Regions from separate parts of the Homo sapiens genome. Here region 1 is linked to region 2. Evidence: chromatin contacts called from ENCODE Hi-C or POLR2A ChIA-PET data. All regions are on one chromosome and are shown on one strand. The core of a region is the stretch at or near the end of the contact, and the rest is flanking DNA. Distances in the headings are between cores, read along the strand shown.

Region 1 (5,698 bases), core at 171-2,670, 2.8 Mb after region 2:
TTTACAATTTTAGAGGACTAAATTTTCAATATCAAATAACCATTTGTAGTCAGCCTGTGCACTGTTATGTAATAAATCTCCAGCATAAATTTGCTTTTGATCCAAATGTTCTGACATTCCTTATGAGTGCTACCTAGAGTCCTTTGGGCCCAGGGAAGGGGCTCTGCTCAATCCTTCCCTGCAGGCCCAAGGTGGCAGGCAGAGGGGTCTTACCTTGGCTCAGTGCCACCTGAGCATTGTTCAATGGACTGCTCCCAGGACCCCCAAGGTGAGGTACCACTGAGCAGGGCATTCCAGGGAGCCGCTGCCGCCTCCTACCTGCCAGACTTGGTGAGGACGATTATGGCCCCACTGCAGCACTTGAAGGAGGCCTCCACGGCACCCACGGCGGTGGCTTCTGTGGGGTCGCTGGTAATGGGCGCCAGGCGGCGGAGTTCCTCAAATAATTGCAAGTGGTAGATGGCAGCCTCTGCCTCACGGGCAATCTAGGGGAGCAACATCCGTCCAGAGGGACGAGAGGGGGACAGAGCTTTGTCAGAGCTTTGTCACAAAAGGAGAGGGAGGGGAAGAGTCACCGGACAGCTGGTGAGGAACATGTTCCTGGGAACAAAGGCCAAGAGGAGCCCAATCACTGGAGATTCTGAGCTGAGCCAAGATCAAGACTCCACAGAAACCAGTCCTTCACCAAGTGCCTGTGACATCTACTGTGCCTACTGAGCCACAGGACCCTTTGGTCCTGCCCTGCCATGACCTCCCTGGCGGTGTTCCTACAGACGAGAAGAGGCTCTGTGCCCAGATGCCAGGTTGGGCCTGGCTGTCTTCTCCTAGAGCAGGTGGAGCAAGAGGCTGGTTATCCTAACAGTGTTACCTGCCCTTAGGGCCCTACCTGCCAGACTCCGTCAGAACTATCAAAGCTGCTGCTAAACACTTATAAGAAGCCTCCACGCTGCCCATGGCCATGGCTTCCATGAGGTCTGTGGAGTGACTTGAGGCTCGCACAAGTTCTTCAAACAGCTTGCGGTGGAACATGGCTGCCTCAGCCTCACGAGCTATCTGTAAGGTTTAGGGGAAGAGGGGGCAAGGAAGAGGGAAGGAGGAGGAAAAAAACGAGACACAACACATGGGAAGACAGAATGGGGAATTTATCAGAGAGGAAGGTAACCTTAGGTTAATTGGCTAAATCTGTCCTTCAGGCAGATGCAGAGGTAGGGTGATGAAAGTCCAACTGCTTCAGGAGGTGCTGCCACTTCCCCTCCAATACAGGGGAAATTGGCTCTTCCCTTCTGGAAGGATTTTTTCATTGGGGGTGGAGGGAGACAATCTGGCAGTAGGCTCTAGCACCCTGGCATGAAAACATGCCCAGGCTGGGCCCAGGCCACTCCCTGGCAGAGGACTTGACCACGCTGCCTCATGACATAGCTTACAGGAAGGAACAGGCCCTCCCTCCTCACATGGCTGGTTGATTAGGCAGGCTCCTGCCCAGCCTCCATGCATGCATGGAGTGAGCGCTCACTTGGCTTCAGGCACGGGGATGCACTGAGCCTTTCCAATGGCCTGCCATGGCAACAGATTGAGCAGCGCTGGAAAGCTGGGATCAAAGCCAAAGCAAGGCAGCTCAACTGAGTTTGAAGCAGGAGAACAGAAAACGTGGGCTAACTTGTGAGAGGCACACTGAACAGCCATGTGAAGAGACAGATGCCTGTGGAAGCATGCAGATATATTTAATAAGACACTTGATTAAAATCTAATAATTAAAACAGTCATGAGAAAGCCACTGAGTTATTTATAGATCACTTGCTCAGATAAGACCAAGAATCAGAAAGACAATGTAAGCTTTAGAGGATTATAATGCAATCACCAGCATCTCAGTAAATGATGGGTGAGGGAAGAATCGGTAATACCCCCTCATCAATTTCACAGTAGAAGCAGATGTGTGGCAGGATGTACTAGGTTAAAGGTATTCTTTCTGTAAGAACGGAATGCATGCAGCCCAGAGGACAGGGGACATGAACAGGAAACAGAGCCATACCTGGTACTGCTCTTAGTTATGGGTCATAAACTGCATCAGTTAGACACAGGAGAAAGCAGTGAACAGTTAATGGAAGGAACTGTTGGCCAGTGTTAACTGGTGACACAGAAAGGAAAGGTCTAGCCACCTGGAGGGGCAGCTACAGCCTAGCCCAGACCTGTAACTTATCTTCTGAGCAGTGCCATGCAATCCAAACCTTGCAGCCCTAAAGTATCTATCTGTTCATAGGAAACACCAGGGTATGGAAGAAAGGATATGGAATTTAGACCCTGAGCCTGAATCTTAGTCTCTGACCCCACTGACAGGCTCCAAATGGAGACCTGTTCTCATCTCCTGCTAGACAGAGCATGATGTTGCAGGAGAGAAGACTGGCTTTGGAGGCAGTAGACCTAGATTCAAACCCAGGCTTTATTGGCCATATAACCCTCATCTATAAATGGAGGTAATGGGAGTTAGGAAGATTACATCCATGTACACAGAGACTTATCAGACACTTAATAATAACAGCAATGAATATTTAATGCTAAGGCTATAATTAAACATATCTAATCCATTTTACAGATGAGGTCTTAAGAGGTTAAATGACTTGCCCAAAGACACATTCAAGTCCCCACATTCTATGCAGTGATTTCATGGTTCAGTATATCTAAGTCAAGATCAGCCTCTGTTCCTCCTTTGAGACCATGAAGTCACACGATTAAGTAGGGAAATTAGAGAGAGGGGATGTGTGGAGAGACCCAGAAAGGCAGCCACTTTAGTGGTGACTGGTTCAAGGTGCACCGTCTCCTGGGACACCTTCCTACCATGGTGGCAATTGTGAGACTGCGCCAAGAGTATCTAAGCATCAGAACAGCAATCACATCACACGAATGGTGAGGTGTCAGCCAGGCCCAGTCTACATTAAGTGGGCCTGGGAGAGAAATCACTCTCTACCGATTTTTTTGTTTTTTTTTTTATGTTTGTTTGGTTTCTTTTTTGAGACAGGGTGTCACTTTGTCACCTAGGCTGGTACCATCTTGGCTCACTGCAACCTCAACCTCCTGGGTTCAAGCGATCCTGCTGCCCCAGCATCACCCCCTCTCCAAGTAGCTGGGACTACAGAAGTGCATCACCATGCCCAGCTAGCTAACTTGAATTTTTAGTAGAGACAGGGTTTCACCAGGTTGCCCAGGCTGGTCTTCTGAGCTCAAGCAATCCACCTACCTTGGCCTCCCAAAGTACTGAGATTACAGGTGTGAGCCACCATCCCTGGCCTCTACCAATTTAAATATGGGGAAACCCACTAAGGATGCTGATGACAGACAGTCCGGAAAATATCCTTAGTCAAGTGTGAACTCAGTTCGCTACTGAAAGAGCATTTAATAGAAATGACATCTCTTCTCTGAAAGCTGTTTAAGCCCAGTAACAGGATACATAGTGAAAAAGGAAAGGAAGATGCCCAGACCAGATGGGTGTTTTAGTTTTTTTTTTTTTTTTTTTTTTCTGTTTTTTCTGGTGGCAGGGGGTGGCGTTTTAAACTTGGGGGCTTGGAGGGGCTGAGGTCAAAGGGCAGCGGGTCTTTCACTGGCTAGAAAGGGAATAGAAAGGCTGAAGGAAAACCATATCTGGATAAAGTTTAAGTTCACTGAGCATGACCTAAGACTACTGGGAGAAAGTTAATTTCCAGCACTCATTTTACCAAACCTATGTAACCCTGATCAGGGATCCCTGAGTTAGCTCCAGAGCTGGAACAGACAGGGCAAAGGGACTGAGCCTCCAACCCTGAGCAGTGGCCAGGCACTCGACATGACAAGCTGGAAGAGCCTGAAGAACGAGCTCTCAGAGGAGAAAGAAGGGAAAGAGCCTCCACGACTCCTCCAGACGCTCAGTCCAGGGCCGCCAGGGTCAGCCACCCTCCCCGCTGTCTCTATCTGTGGCCCTGCCACCAGTCACTCAACCCGACTTTTTGGTCTAGAGTAAGAGCAGCAGCTGTACCCCAATGGCACAGCAAAGCAAATCCCCCTACAGGCACCATGCAAGGCCAGCACAGGCAGCTCAGTGAAGGCAACAGACTCCAGTGCAGGTCCACAAGGGCCCCCTGCGGGAGCGCCTGTCTGCAGGATGCGGGGCAGAGGGAACTGAATTGGAAGCCAAAGGAAGAGGGCAGCTGGGAGCAGGAGCCCCTAGCCCTTTTCAGAATAGGGCAAAGGTACTCAGAACTTCTGACTCTGAGGAAGAGGTACAAGACCTCCTTTCACTGCAGAAGTATCCCAGGACTTAAGCCATGGGAAGAATTCACAACCTTGAAGTCAGAAGTGAAATAAACTGTGTGGTGTCCAATGAAGGAGGATGCCTCCAGAGCAGAAGGAAATGGAGGGGTGGGGGTGTGGGCAGGAATGCAGAACAGGAGAAAAAAAAAAGCCACCTCCACTTCCACCCCCACCCTCTTGCTGCTGTAACTTGGAGGATAATGAAAGGCTGTGCATAAGAGGATGGAGAAACCTAAAAAGCTCTGCACCAGAGCTTGCATCCATCCCAGGCCCAGTCCGAAGCCCTGGGGGATGGGGCAGGCCCCAGAACTCACCAGGTGCTGCATGCGCACAGCCTCCAGAGGATAGTCCCCTTTGGCTGTTTCTCCAGACAGCATGATGCAGTCGGCTCCATCCAGGACTGCATTGGCCACATCACTGCCTTCAGCCCGAGTGGGGCGGGGCTTCTTGATCATGCTCTCCAGCATCTGGGAGGGGACAGAGCATTAGTGAGATGTAGCTTGAGCTGTCTTCAGAGACAAATGACAGCAAGCTGATCCTCTGGATAGTGAGTAGGTACACAGAGTATGGCTTTGTGTAGGTACATGGGGGAAGGGGATTATCTGTGTGTTACGTGCGACAATTCCATGGGAAGAGATCAGACAGCCTCCAGAGCTTTCCCATACAAACATGCGAGTGTGCACATGAGAATGTGGGGAAGGGTGGGCACATGCCTGAGTAGCACAGATGACAGGCTTCCCAGCTCGGTTGCACCGTCCAATCATCATCTTCTGAGCAAGGAAGACCTTCTCTGCAGGAATCTCAATGCCTAGATCACCACGAGCCACCATGATCCCATCACTGGCCTCCAGGATTTCATCAAACCTGATGGACAAAGTTGGGGGGAGAGAGGTTATATAGAACAGAGGCCACAAGTATGGCAGTAGACAAGAAGTTTCCCTGGGATTCCCTAACTTAGATGTCCTTGTACCAGGACAGACATCCATGATATCATCATGGGTGCACACAGATGGCAAGGCAGTCCAGCTACCTTAGGCCCCCAGAGTGGGCCAACAATTCTGCCTGCTGGGCTTCAACACCAATATGGATGCTTCATTGACGGAAGAAAGGGGAGAGGGCAAATCCAAATGGGCTCATTCCCAAGGTCTCCTCTCCAAATCCCATGCATGTTAGGGGTCTCTCTAGGGCCTCCATTTTCCAATCAGCACTTCAAGACAGGGAACCTGAGGCCTGATGACTGCTTCCACCACAAAGACCCATGGCCTCATCTAGTCAAGGACACTTGAGGACTGCCCTTTGAGGTGGCCCACTCCAACCTGCTGAAGGCAAGAGGGAATGTGGCTTTGCCTGGCCTAGGGCCAAGTTCAGCTAGCCTATGGCTTATCAGGATGGCAAAGGGGAGGACCCCAAATTGCCTGGT
Region 2 (6,146 bases), core at 300-2,799:
AATCTCTAAGAATAAGGACATTGTACTACCTAGCCACAATCTTTATCACATCCAAGAAAATCAACATTAATTAATTATCCTCTATTGAGACATTGTGCAGTTGTCCCAAAATTGGATTGGCTTTTCTTTTTTTTTTTTTAAAGACAGAGTCTCACTCTGTCACCCAGGATGGAGTGCAGTGGCATGATTATGGCTCACTGCAGCCTCAGTCTTCCTGAGCTGAAGTGATCCTCTCACCTCAGCCTCCCAAGTAGCTGAGATTACGGGCAGGCCACCATGCTAATTTTTTATTTTCAGTAGAGACAAGGTCTCACCATGTTGCCCAGGCTGGTATTGAACTCTTGAACTCCAGCAATCCTCCTGCCTTGGCCTCCAAAGGTGCTGAGATTACAGGCAAGCCACTGCACCAGCCAGCTTTTTTTTCAATCCATGATACTATGAAAGTGTATGCATTGCATATCATGATTATGTCTTTCATCTCTTTTAATATAAAATAGTCTCACCCTGTCCCCCTACTTTTTTTATTTTTATGACATTGACTATTTTCATTGAAGAGTTTAGGCCAGTTATTTTAAAATTACTGATTTCCATGCCCAATAAATTGCTTTTAATCTTGAGGCATTTATCTCAATTTACATTTGCCTCATTCAAGGGTATTTAAATAAATTCACTTTCATATTTTTCTTCTTAAAGATTAAGGTAAAGTTTCTTTTGAATCTGAATAAATGGACCAAGTTAATGTTTGCGAATTTTATATTTAGTAAAATCTTCACAAAGCTCTCTTAGAATATTTCTTCTAAATCTTACAGTAAACATTTACTTTAGATTTTCTTATATAAGTCAGGGTATAGATGAATGTTCATTTATGTGGCCTGAATTCCTGATTATTAAGGGATGGTGATGAATCCCAAGTTATTTACCAGGGAAACAGATGATTCTAAAGTCTCTTAAGTTCTTTACTTTGCAGATTTTTCCTTAAACATTTTTAGACAGCAAATTAGGTAAATGGTCATTCTGACCAACTCTAGTCAGTCATTTTATGAAAGTTTATAGGCTGAAAACTATTCAAGGCTTGCGTATGCCTTGCAAACCGTAATGAGATATCTAATTTGGCTATGAGATATTTAAGGGAATTTACTAGAGATTCTTACGTGAAATCAAAATCTCTTTAGAAGTGCAGCAGAAAAGTTACTGTAAGGTTAGTATCTGTGCATCTAAGTTTGTTGGTCAAAAATTATGTCAGGTGGACTGAATTTATACTTCAGTGAGGAAAAAATTTAAATATTTGTTTCATAAATGCTAGTAGATTGTATGGATTATCATCTTTCTGAAGTGTGTTTCATCATATGCTTATTGTTAAATGTTTGAAGAAAACCTTTGTTTTTGCTAAATGGTAGATGATAAGGACCAGACTTTCTTTCGTGTTCAACATTAAATAAATCATTGTAGGAATGGAAAGTTCCTGTTTGTCTTGAGGCTCAGCATCTTTAGTGGCAAACTGTATTGCCCATGTCTTAGAGCTGTCACTAGTGCTGCATTTGTTTCTTGTTAACTATATAGCGAAAATGATTCAGTTCCTCAGATGTGCATTTTGAAATTGAGGTCTTCATACTTGACTAGCTTTGACAGATTTGGCCTGTGATAGACTTTTTCCATTTGCTTTCAGTTTTGTTTTTTGGGTTTTTTTTTTTTTTTTTTTTTTTTTTTTTTGAGATGAGGTCTTGATCTGTTGCCCAGGCTGGAGTGCAGTGGTGTCATCTAGGCTCACTGCAGCCTTGACCTTCCAGGCTCAAGTGATCGTTCTACCTCAGCCTCCTGAGTAGCTGGGACCACAGGCATGTGCTATCGCACCTGGCTAATTTTTAAATTTTTTGTAAAGATGGGGTCTTCTTACATTGCCTAAGCTGGTCTCGGGTGATCCTTCTCCCACCTCAGCCTCACAAATGTTGGGATAACAGGTATGAGCCACTGCACCCAGCCCTGCTTTCAGTTTTACAAACAGGAGATGTTCATAAAATTCTAAAGATAATTCATTGCTTCAAACTATAACTATGGCATATATGTGACATATTATTTTCTTAGGCTGAATGTGCTTAATTTAGCATTCCCAGGTTTACATGACATTTGACTGGAAGCAACTTGTTTGTTTTTGAGGCAGGGTCTCATTCTATTGCCCAGGCTGGAGTGCAGTGGTGCGATCTTGGCTCACTGCAATTTCCACCTCCTGGGCTCAAGCAATCCTCCCACCTCAACCTCCTGAGTAGCTGGGACTACAGGCACGTGTCACCAAGCCCAGCTAATATATATATATATATTTTTGTTTGTTTTGTTTTGTTTTGTTTTTGTTGAGTCTGGGTTTCACCATGTTGCCTAGGCTGAACTTGAACTTCTGAGTTCAAGTGATTCCTCCACCTCGGCCTTCCAAAGTGCTGATTACAGGCATGTACCACCATGCCTGGCCTAGCAACTAGTCTTTTATTGTGTGATAGAGACTGATTTGACACTGTATTATTTATTTGTTTCTTGGAACCTGTATGAAATGTTTGGGGGAAAAATTAGTTGGTATATTGTAGCCATTACTGTATTTGAACTTTTCATGAAGTTCTATTATGAGATTTTAAAATCTTAACTGAAAGCACTCAGAAGTATTTCACATTTCTTTAATCATTTTATTCATATGGTTCTTATTATACCTATGTTCTTAGGATTGTTTTCTGTTTTGTTTAGAAGCCTAGAAAATGTGTAGGGCTTTCATTGATCTTATTGAAGATTTTAACAGAGTTGTGGACATAATAGATTACCTCTCAATAGCAGGGATAAATATTGGTTTTTGATCAAGAATATGAAATGAGTTGTTTGTCCTGAACCACCCCCAAGCAGGAAAGACTTGCAGCATTACCAGAATTTTTTCTTTTATCCTTTATTGAAAGGGAAACTCCCAGATAGAATGTGTAACATACAAGTTGGTGTTAAAGATGTTTGTTGGTTTTGTGTTTAAATGCAAAGATCATGTTTAAATTACTTGAATAAAATATTTAGCTTTGGAAAGGTTTGCTATGATACTGTCATCAACTAATGTAGCCAAACCTGCTGCACTTCTAATAATACCCTTAAATTAATTCTGGGTTATGCTTGTTTCTCAGTTACTCTTTCAACCTGATCAGAACGCACCACCAATTCGTCTCCGACACAGACGATCACGCTCTGCAGGAGACAGATGGGTAGATCATAAGCCCGCCTCTAACATGCAAACTGAAACAGTCATGCAGCCACATGTCCCTCATGCCATCACAGTATCTGTTGCAAATGAAAAGGCACTAGCTAAGTGTGAGAAGTACATGCTGACCCACCAGGAACTAGCCTCCGATGGGGAGATTGAAACTAAACTAATTAAGGTAAAAAACTAATTTTCACAGGAGAAAAAAATATATTTAAAAATTCAACAAAAGTCCATTTGTCCTGCTACTCCTTTGGTGACACACAGGTAGTGTCAACTGGAACATCAGTAGGTATTTGATATAACCTTTTTGTTAGCAGAAAATTAGTCACTGCTTAGGTTTTAAGTCTGCCAAACTGGGACTAAGTATGCTTTAAATAGGTATAGATTCTTCGGTTTCTTAGAATTCTAGATCCATGATGTACTTTAATTTTTTAATGACTGTATATTTAGTTTTAACCACTACTTAAAGTAATCTAAGCAAAGAATTCCTATTGCTCTCCATCAGTTCAAGATAAAAAAACAAAAACAAAACAAAACGAAACCTATGTTAAAATTTGACCCGTCAAAATTACTCAGTATTGAGCTGCCTAAAGCCGTTTTCCAGAAAGAGACTTGCCTGACTATAGAAGAATTCCCCTTTGATCATAGGGTCAGTGAATAATCAGGAAAGTAAAAGATAAGACCAAAAAAAAAAAAAGCTTTTTATTTCAATTTCAATTTAGAGTTTTTGTTCTTATTATAATTAGCTACAAATAAGACTATACTGTCATTTGAATATGGGCAACAGGGGGCACTCAGAGAAGAAAGTACCATGCCTTAGAGCGTGTAGAAACTTCCAGCAAATTTCTTGATCCTTAGTGCAGTTTAGTTTTTAAATTACAGATGGAGCAAAAGGAATATTTTTTTCTGCAATTATGAATGTTACTGATTACATTGAATTGGACTTCTTTTATTTGTGAGAGATATGTACTCAAATTTCTAAATTATTTTGATAGTACGTACTCAGCAAGTACCAAGTACCATCTGATTTTGTGGATGGGAATTTCTATAAAATAGAATCATGAGAACAGTTTGAAATATATATGTGTGTTTTTCGTTTGGGTGTATCAATGTGTAACAGTGACCTTTTCTTTTGGCTTTAGGGTGATATTTATAAAACAAGGGGTGGTGGACAATCTGTTCAGTTTACTGATATTGAGACTTTAAAGCAAGAATCACCAAATGGGTAAGTAACCATCAAAAATCTCTGTATAAAAGTTGGTCATTTTCTTAGCTGCTCATTTTGGAGGAACAGAATAGCCTGTGAAATGTATCATTAATTCTCCAAAGGGATGTAGATAGTATTCCCCTACTTCTAATATTTTTCCTCTTCTTAGATGGAAAAATAATTGTTGCATCATGTTTCCCCTTTTTCAGTAGTCGAAAACGAAGATCTTCCACAGTAGCACCTGCCCAACCAGATGGTGCAGAGTCTGAATGGACCGATGTAGAAACAAGGGTAGGGGAAAAATTAAATATTTGTCTGCCTACTAAAATTAGGTTTGTCATGTTTTAAACCCCACAGCTCTAGATTTTTATGCTCTTTGAAAATGCTGAGGTATAATCTCACATTGCCAGTGCACCATGTAGGCCTATTCCTAGAATAACAAGAATCCACTTCATCAGGAACTCCCTTGCAAGTGTTATTCCTGAGGAGAATCTCTTGGAAAGAACATGGGAAGGTAGGGGTCAGGAGGCTAAGCTATGGCCTTAGCCACCAACTCTCTTTGCAAACTTATCTAAAATGAGATAAGTTACCTGGATGACCTAAAGACCTTTCTGGCTCACAACATTTGTGGCCTGTGCCAGAAATAAATTACGAGTGACTGGTGTTTTAACGTAAGAGTCTTTGCTGAACTAGAAAGCAATATTGCATTTCACCTAGGTGTGGAGCCTGCTAAATAACTGTGTTTTATAGACTATTGAGAGGAGCTGATCTTTTTCCTCTTGTCATTTTCCTCTCAGTGTTCTGTGGCTGTGGAGATGAGAGCAGGATCCCAGCTGGGACCTGGATATCAGCATCACGCACAACCCAAGTGAGTACTGACTGTAATTGGGGTCTTGCTGTGTGCTTTTTTCCTCCTCTGGTCTTTACATTATCACTCCTTCTACCAGCCATCCACTTATTCTTCAGAAGAAATATATGGTTTTGGTTTTCCCCTTGGACTATCTGGGCCTCCATGGGCAGACTGCAGTAGGCAGCTGGAATGCTGAGAGCCTCAGAAGGCTGGATAAGAGCAATCAGAGCTGCAAGGCAGGCGGTGGTGGAAGATTGGTGGCTCATGTTCATATTCTGCCAACGCTCATAAAGCTTTCTGAGGCTGAACTGAGAGTACCTCTAAGGAGGGAAGGCTAAAGGCTTAAGTTGGAGACTAGACAGCTTTGTGTAAATCATTGTTTCCTGACTTGCTTCTTGGTCTTGGTGTAGCAATAGGTGTTCACTAAAATAAATAACACTGAATGAAAGAATTTATAGTAGGGAAGGAATCATACCTTTTCTTCTTCTGTTAAACTTATACTCAGGAGTCTGACCCAGTCTTTTTCCATATTTTAATAAAATCCCTTCTTTACAAATACATACATATATGTATATCACATGTTATATACATATATGTATATAAAATGTTATATGTATATAACATTTTAAACATTTACATACCTTACTGAGCAATTTAGAAAATTGTTGCAGCAGGATAAAGATGGGAAATCCTTTCTAAATTTAATACTAAGATAAGCATATTTTATAAAAGTTGTTTGCTTTCTCAGAGGGACTTGAATTATCTCATCATAAAACAGCAGTTCTCAAAGGCCTCCTAAAGATTGATTTGCTATGAATGTGTTACTAATTGCAAAGTTCAACTCTAAGTGCTGGTTGTTATGTTTTAGG

The links. A loop is a pair of places that touch in the nucleus more often than their neighbours do. ChIA-PET counts read pairs that join two places held with the same protein, here RNA polymerase II (POLR2A).
Region 1: a loop to region 2 is called in a map of HAP-1, with 7 times the contacts of the local background. The contact joins two enhancer-like sites. A Hi-C loop is called at or near these places in 1 of 168 maps with a recorded cell type or tissue (HAP-1). POLR2A ChIA-PET finds 5 or more read pairs at or near these places in 1 of 52 experiments (WTC11).

Annotation. Positions count from the first base shown.
Region 1 is chr15:72,202,136-72,207,833 of GRCh38, forward strand. It overlaps PKM (pyruvate kinase M1/2), which reads right to left. Exons shown (of 11, transcript NM_002654.6): 7 at 4,992-5,142; 8 at 4,593-4,745; 9 at 319-485. Among named protein-coding and RNA genes, the nearest start is that of GRAMD2A, 7.2 kb to the left of the region's middle. Within about 2 kb of position 1,421, at least 11 of the 41 ENCODE cell types and tissues checked have a DNase peak (open chromatin) inside an H3K27ac peak, as active enhancers do.
Region 2 is chr15:69,441,647-69,447,792 of GRCh38, forward strand. KIF23 (kinesin family member 23) reads left to right here. Exons shown (of 24, transcript NM_001367805.3): 20 at 3,144-3,395; 21 at 4,363-4,445; 22 at 4,637-4,718; 23 at 5,225-5,295; 24 at 6,146. Among named protein-coding and RNA genes, the nearest start is that of RPLP1, 8.1 kb to the right of the region's middle. Within about 2 kb of position 1,550, at least 2 of the 41 ENCODE cell types and tissues checked have a DNase peak (open chromatin) inside an H3K27ac peak, as active enhancers do.